Linked DNA regions of Homo sapiens: region 1 is linked to region 2. A link is a loop called in an ENCODE intact Hi-C map of the cell type or tissue named here. Cell type or tissue: PC-9. All regions are shown on one strand. Links, peaks and the distances in the headings refer to the core of each region. The heading gives the core; the rest is flanking DNA. Region 1 holds the start of CERS5 (ceramide synthase 5). Region 2 overlaps FAIM2 (Fas apoptotic inhibitory molecule 2).

The links. A loop is a pair of places that touch in the nucleus more often than their neighbours do. Peaks named below come from ENCODE experiments on the same cell type or tissue, not always from the same donor. Only the 100,000 strongest peaks of a DNase experiment are listed, where the experiment ranks them.
Region 1: it touches region 2 in a loop (6-fold over the local background); 3 of 110 quality-filtered maps call a loop at or near these places.

The regions. Positions count from the first base shown.
Region 1 is chr12:50,166,024-50,168,846 of GRCh38, reverse strand. It overlaps CERS5 (ceramide synthase 5), which reads left to right and starts at 1,478. Exons shown (of 10, transcript NM_147190.5): 1 at 1,478-1,746. The coding sequence starts at 1,550. RefSeq lists enhancers at 129-890, 942-1,101, 1,992-2,131 and silencers at 1,202-1,601, 1,702-1,851. In PC-9, for the core only: a CTCF peak has its summit at 1,445 (motif pointing right); a DNase peak (open chromatin) is centred at 1,286; H3K4me3 peaks cover 1,675 bases; H3K27ac peaks cover 368 bases.
Region 2 is chr12:49,865,828-49,868,713 of GRCh38, reverse strand. It overlaps FAIM2 (Fas apoptotic inhibitory molecule 2), which reads left to right. Exons shown (of 12, transcript NM_012306.4): 12 at 1-1,818. Among named protein-coding and RNA genes, the nearest start is that of BCDIN3D, 24 kb to the right of the region's middle. In PC-9, for the core only: CTCF peaks have their summits at 1,204 and 1,404 (motif pointing left); DNase peaks (open chromatin) are centred at 963 and 1,413; H3K27ac peaks cover 925 bases.

The DNA of each region.
Region 1 (2,823 bases), core at 324-2,823, 300 kb before region 2:
TGCCTGAGCCTCCCAAGTAGCTGGGACTACAGGCGCCCGCCACCATGCCTGGCTAATTTTTTGTATTTTAATAGAGATGGGGTTTCACCGTGTTAGCCAGGATGGTCTCGATCTCCTGACCTCATGATCCGCCCGCCTCGGCCTCCCAAAGTGTTGGGATTACAGGCGTGAGCCGCGCCCGGCCTTTTTTTGTTTGTTTTTGTTTTGAGACGCTCTGTTGCCTAGGCTGGAGGGCAATGGCGTGGTCTCGGCTCACTGTGATCTCCGCCTCAAGCAATTCTCCTGCCTCAGCCTCCCGAGTAGCTAGGATTACAGGCATGCACCACCACACCCGGGTAATTTTTGTATTTTTAGTAGGGACGGGGTTTCACCATGGCCAGCCTGGTCTCGAACTCCTTACCTCAGGTGATTCTTCCGCCTTGGCCTTCCAACGTGCTGGGATTACAGGCGTGAGCCACCACACCCGGCCTGCCTTTACGTATACTTTTTGAGTGCTTCCCTTTTCACTTTGTTTTTCTTCCATTTCCTTTTCCCCAAGAGAAGAATAAAAGGATTTTTGTAAACTTTTTTTATTTTTATTTTGGGACGGAGTCTTTGGTCTGTCGCCCAGGCTGGAGTGCAATGGCGCGATTTCGGCTCACTGCGACCTCCGCCTCCCAGGTTCAAGCGATTCTCCTGTCCCAGCTTTCCGAGTAGCTGGGATTACAGGCACAGCGCCACCAGGCCCAGCTAATTTTTGTATTTTTAGTAGAGACGGGGTTTTGCCATGTTGGCCAGGCTGGTCTCGAACTCCTGACCTCAGGTGATCCGCCAGCCTCGGCCTCTGAAAGTGCTGGGATTACAGGCGTGAGCCACCGCGCCCGGCCTTTTGTAAACTGTTAAGTCCATTTTTTCTGAGGAAAAGTGACTAATTTTTAAGGGATAAAGCAGTGAAAGTAGGCTGAGGTCACGGGGCACGAAGGGAAGAAAAGGTTGGGAGCGAAAAGAACTCTAGTGGCGGACAGTAGTGGGCAGGACCAGCTGACATCCAAGAGAAGCCCTGACCTGAGAGATCGATCTGGCCTCCGGGAGTGGAGACAGAGGTACCGCCTGGGTGGGAGCCGGAACGGATTCGATTCCAACAGGCTGAGAAAGGAGAATGTCCCCGTAAAGGAGCTAGGCCTGAAATAAGGGGTGTGGCCGTAGCTGGATGGAAGAGTGAGGGAGGAGTAGAAGCGTGGCCTAGACCAGCAGCAAAAGAGGGCGGGCCCAGGGCCGCCCGAGGCGTGGTCCCAGGGCCGGGCTGGGCGAGTCAGAGGCTCGGGAAGGGGCGTGGATCCCCGGAGGCGGTCCCCGGGTTGCAGTGAGGGAAGTGGGCCGGGAGGAGAGATGGGCGGTGAAGAGGCCCGGCCCTGCCAGGGAGGCGGGCGGATCCGTGGCAGTGACCAGAAGGGGCCGGAAGGGGGTGGCCGCCGGCCGGGCCCCGCCCTGGGGCCGCCTCCCCGCGGGTTCCGTTGGCTGTGGCGGCAGCTGACGCTTGTGGCGGCGGTGGCTTCGGGGTGGGCGTAAGATGGCGACAGCAGCGCAGGGACCCCTAAGCTTGCTGTGGGGCTGGCTGTGGAGCGAGCGCTTCTGGCTACCCGAGAACGTGAGCTGGGCTGATCTGGAGGGGCCGGCCGACGGCTACGGTTACCCCCGCGGCCGGCACATCCTCTCGGTGTTCCCGCTGGCGGCGGGCATCTTCTTCGTGAGGCTGCTCTTCGAGCGGTGAGAGCCCGGGAGCGAGCGGCTCGGGGGCCGGGCGCGGGCCGGGGGCGCCCCGCTGTGGGAAGGGCCGAGGGCCGGAAGCAGAACTGCAAGGAAAGCCCGGAAGCAGGGGCTGGGGGAGCTTGGGCCGCGGCGGGTGATGCTAGGCGCGTGGGCGAGGTGGTAGCCTAGATGGAGAAGGAGTTTGGGGCGTGGGCAAGAGAAAGAGTGAGGGTCTAGGGGAATGCTGGGCCCCTTCAATGTTAGATCCGGAGTTGGATTGGGGGGGTCATATAGGCCTCCTCCCAACCTCCAAGGGTCCTACAGATGAGGAAACAGGTTCAGTGTGAGCTCTGGCAGAGGCCCCGAAGAGAGGGATAGGAAGGGGCCAGGAGAACCAGAGCTAGTTGTGACCATGGAAGCCGAGGGGTCAACGCAAGGGCCAGACGTTCCAAGGGAAAGGAATGGACTCATCAGACTCTTAAGATTTGTTAGGACGCTTGAGTTTCCGAGAATTGGGGGGAACAGGATTAGTTTGGCCCTAAGAGTTGGTTTGGTATGTCAACTCATGCACGTTTGTTGGTAGGAGGGTAGAAATCTGGTTGGGATAGGGTGTGGTGGAGCCCTAGGCTTCCAAAGTAATGGAAAGATGTCAGATTAGTTGCAGAACAGGCCTTGGGGCCTGAAATGGAAGGAGGAGTGTGTTCGAAGGGATGGAGGAGAGCCACAGGGCTTTATCAGAGGACAGCTATATTGAGCCAGATTCTTTTTTCTTTTCTTTTTTTTTTTTTTTTTTTTGAGACAGAGTTTCGCTCTTGTTGCCCAGGCTGGCGTGCAATGGCACGATCTCGGCTTACCGCGACCTCCGCCTCCCCTGTTGAAGCGATTCTCCTGCCTCAGCCTCCCGAGTAGCTGGAATTACAGGCACGCGCCACCACGCCCGGCTACTTTTTGTATTTTTAGTAGAGACGGGGTTTCGCCATGTTGGCCAGGCTGGTCTGTAACTCCTGACCTCAAGTGATCCGCCCGCCTCTGCCTCCCAAAGTGCTGGGATTACAGGCGTGAGCCACCGCACCCGGCCTTGAGCCAGCTTCTAAA
Region 2 (2,886 bases), core at 1-2,500:
GGTGCTCAGAAAGGCTCGGTAATGAGTCCCAGGTCATACGGCTAGCGAGTGGCGGGCCTGGGGTTCAGACCCACAGCTGCCTCAAGCAAACAGGGTATCACGCTTGCCCCTGGGCCTGGGTGGGGGCCGGAATGAGACCACATGAGAGCGCAGAGAGGTGGGTGGTCAGGCCCTGATGTCCTGGGGATTTCTTGTCCTCAGTGCCACCCGGCCTCCCGTCTTTCCTGAAACCCCTCGCCAGATTTTGCACTCTGAGGTTTCTATCTTCCAGACAAGAGCTGGGAGGCAAGATTTCTGGTTTCTGGTTCCTAGCCTCACTGCCAGCGGGCTCCTGCTATTAGGTGAGGGTTTCTTGCTGTCTGGAATTCAGTTTTTCCATCTGCCACATGGAAGTTCATAGCCAGGATAGGGCGGGAGAGGCACCAGAACATTTCTCTCCACTGACTTTCTCACCCGGTTCCCACCCTCCTCCACCTCCTCTCCTCCGGGCCCCTCAGTTTCCTCTCCTCATCTCTGGCCTCAGTTCCAGAGGGTTAGCCCCAGCACCCCACTCTCCTGCCACTGTCAGATAGCCTTGGTCATGCTTCCTAGAATCTACTTGTCCAAGTTCTCCTCTCCCTGGGATAAGTTACTGCAGAAACTGGGGATTTAGAAGCTTATTCAGGGCTGAGTGCCAAAAGCTTGGGGGAGGAGGGACAGGTCCTCGGCAATAAACAGTGTCACACACGCATCACAGCCATTTGAGAAATGGCTTCTTTGCAGAGCTGGGGAAGCCGGGCAGAAGATGCCGCAGCCTCCTACTCTGGGTCCTGAGGGGGGGTGGCAGGTACCACAGTGTAGGCAGCAGGGTCAGGGCCAAAGTCTATGCGTTCCATCTCCAATCCAGGCAGTGAGGAATCCTGAAACACCAGGAGAGGCGTCAGAAGTAGGAAGGGCAGGGGAACAGGAATGCAAGATTAAGGAAACCGCAGCTGAGCAGGTGTCACAAGCTGTAAAGGAGGAAGGGAGTCTGCAGGCCCTTCACATTTTTGGCCTGGGTGGGGCTGGGCCCAGGAAGGGGTGGGCTGGATTTTGTAAAGCTGGAGGCAGCCAGGAATCTGACTGTCCGGAATGTGAGTTGAGGGGTCTCCCACTGAAGTCCTCTTCTGGAAGCTGCAGATGGGGGCCCGGGAGGCACACACGAGTCTGGGACTCATTCCCGGGCACACCTATGGCTCCTTCGGTATCACCTGGGGAAGCCCCGGAATCTTAGTTCTTCCATTCCCTACTCTTCCTTCCGAGGGAGTCAGGATGGGACAGACACCCATTTTCCAAAAGGCTCCTTGCCTCCTTCCCTGGCCCACCTGAAGCCAAGTCCCAGGTGTCCTGGCTGCTCTCCTGGGCGGGGTGGGATTTTTGCATAAGCACTTTGCTGCCCTCCAGTGGCTGCTTGAGGAAACGCAGGGCCTGGTTTGGGAGAGTCACCGAGGGCCCATGTGGCTGGAGGTTGGGGGCAGGATCTGGCCCGAGCTCTCCTCAGACCTCCCCAGACCTGTCTTCTCATCAGCCACCGCTGTTTTCTTTTGCCGAACGATGGTTGCATCTCTCGGACACAGTGTACCCCCTCCCAAGCCCTCCCTGAGCCGTTCTCCTGAGTCCCTGAGGGCAGACACAGCTCCAGGGACCCAGGCCAGCTGCCACACCCCCGACACTCCTGCTGTCCACTGGCCTTAGCTCCTGCAAGTTCCCCAGTGTCCGCACCTGTTCCCTTCCCTGACCTCACCTTCCTGGGGTCTGTGACTGACTGGAGATAAAAATAAAAGCAATTGTGACACCTGAGTTGTTTCCCTCGTCTGCCGTGTGCTGGTTGCCTCAGATGGTCGTGGAGTCTGTGTGGGTCAAACCCGGACCTGTGTGAGAGCCTTCTCACCAGAGCTGCTGAGTTTGAAGTAAATCTCCATGTTTATTTTCATGTGGACAGGGTTAAATTGGTTCTCCTGCTCAATAAACCCTTTACGGAGGCTCTCAGGATCCCGGAGTTAGAAGCAATCCCAGAGTCTCCTCCGGAACAGGGGCTCACCCCTTTCTGTGGAAGCCTGTCCGTTTGTGGGCCGTTCTGGTAGAAGGGTCTTTCTTATTTTGAGCCAAAATCTGCTTCCTAAAAGGTACACAGAAGGAAGGAATGCCTGGGTTGCATCTGGACAGATTGTCCAGAGCGGCAGCTTTAAAACCACAGAACCTTGGCTGGGCTCAGTGGCTCACGCCTGTAATCCCAGCACTTTAGGAGGCCGAGGTGGGTAGATCACCTGAGGTCAGGAGTTCGAGACCAGCCTGGCCAACATGGTGAAACCCTGTCTCTACTAAAAACACAAAAATTAGCTGGGCGTAGTGGCGCACACCTGTAATCCCAGCTACTCAAGAGACTGAGACGAGAATCGCTTGAACCCAGGAGGCGGAGGTTGCAGTGAGCCAAGCTTACACCACTTCACTCCAGCCTGGGCGACAGAGCAAGACTCCGTCTTAAAAAAAACAAAACAAAACAACAACCCTACAGAACCAAAGCTCCTTGAAGGCAGAGTTATGACGCACGGTCTCAGTAAACAACTTACTAGCGAATGGAGGAATGCATAGGTGAATGTGTCTACTCCAACCCTCTTATTTTACCTGAGAGGAAACTAAGGAGCAGAGGGTGCAGCGATTTGTCCAAGTTTACGCACAAATTAACGACTGGAAGTGGGGTCAGGAGGCGCATGGGTTAATGATCACCCCACAAGCTCCTGTGGGGAATGTGGGGCCAGGGCGCTGTGTGGGAGGGGAGGGAACGCCATCACACTGGAGCCATGGGGGACGTTATCCTTGTCTCTGACAAGGTTAGGACACAAATTCAGCTGGAGTAGGGAAAGTGGC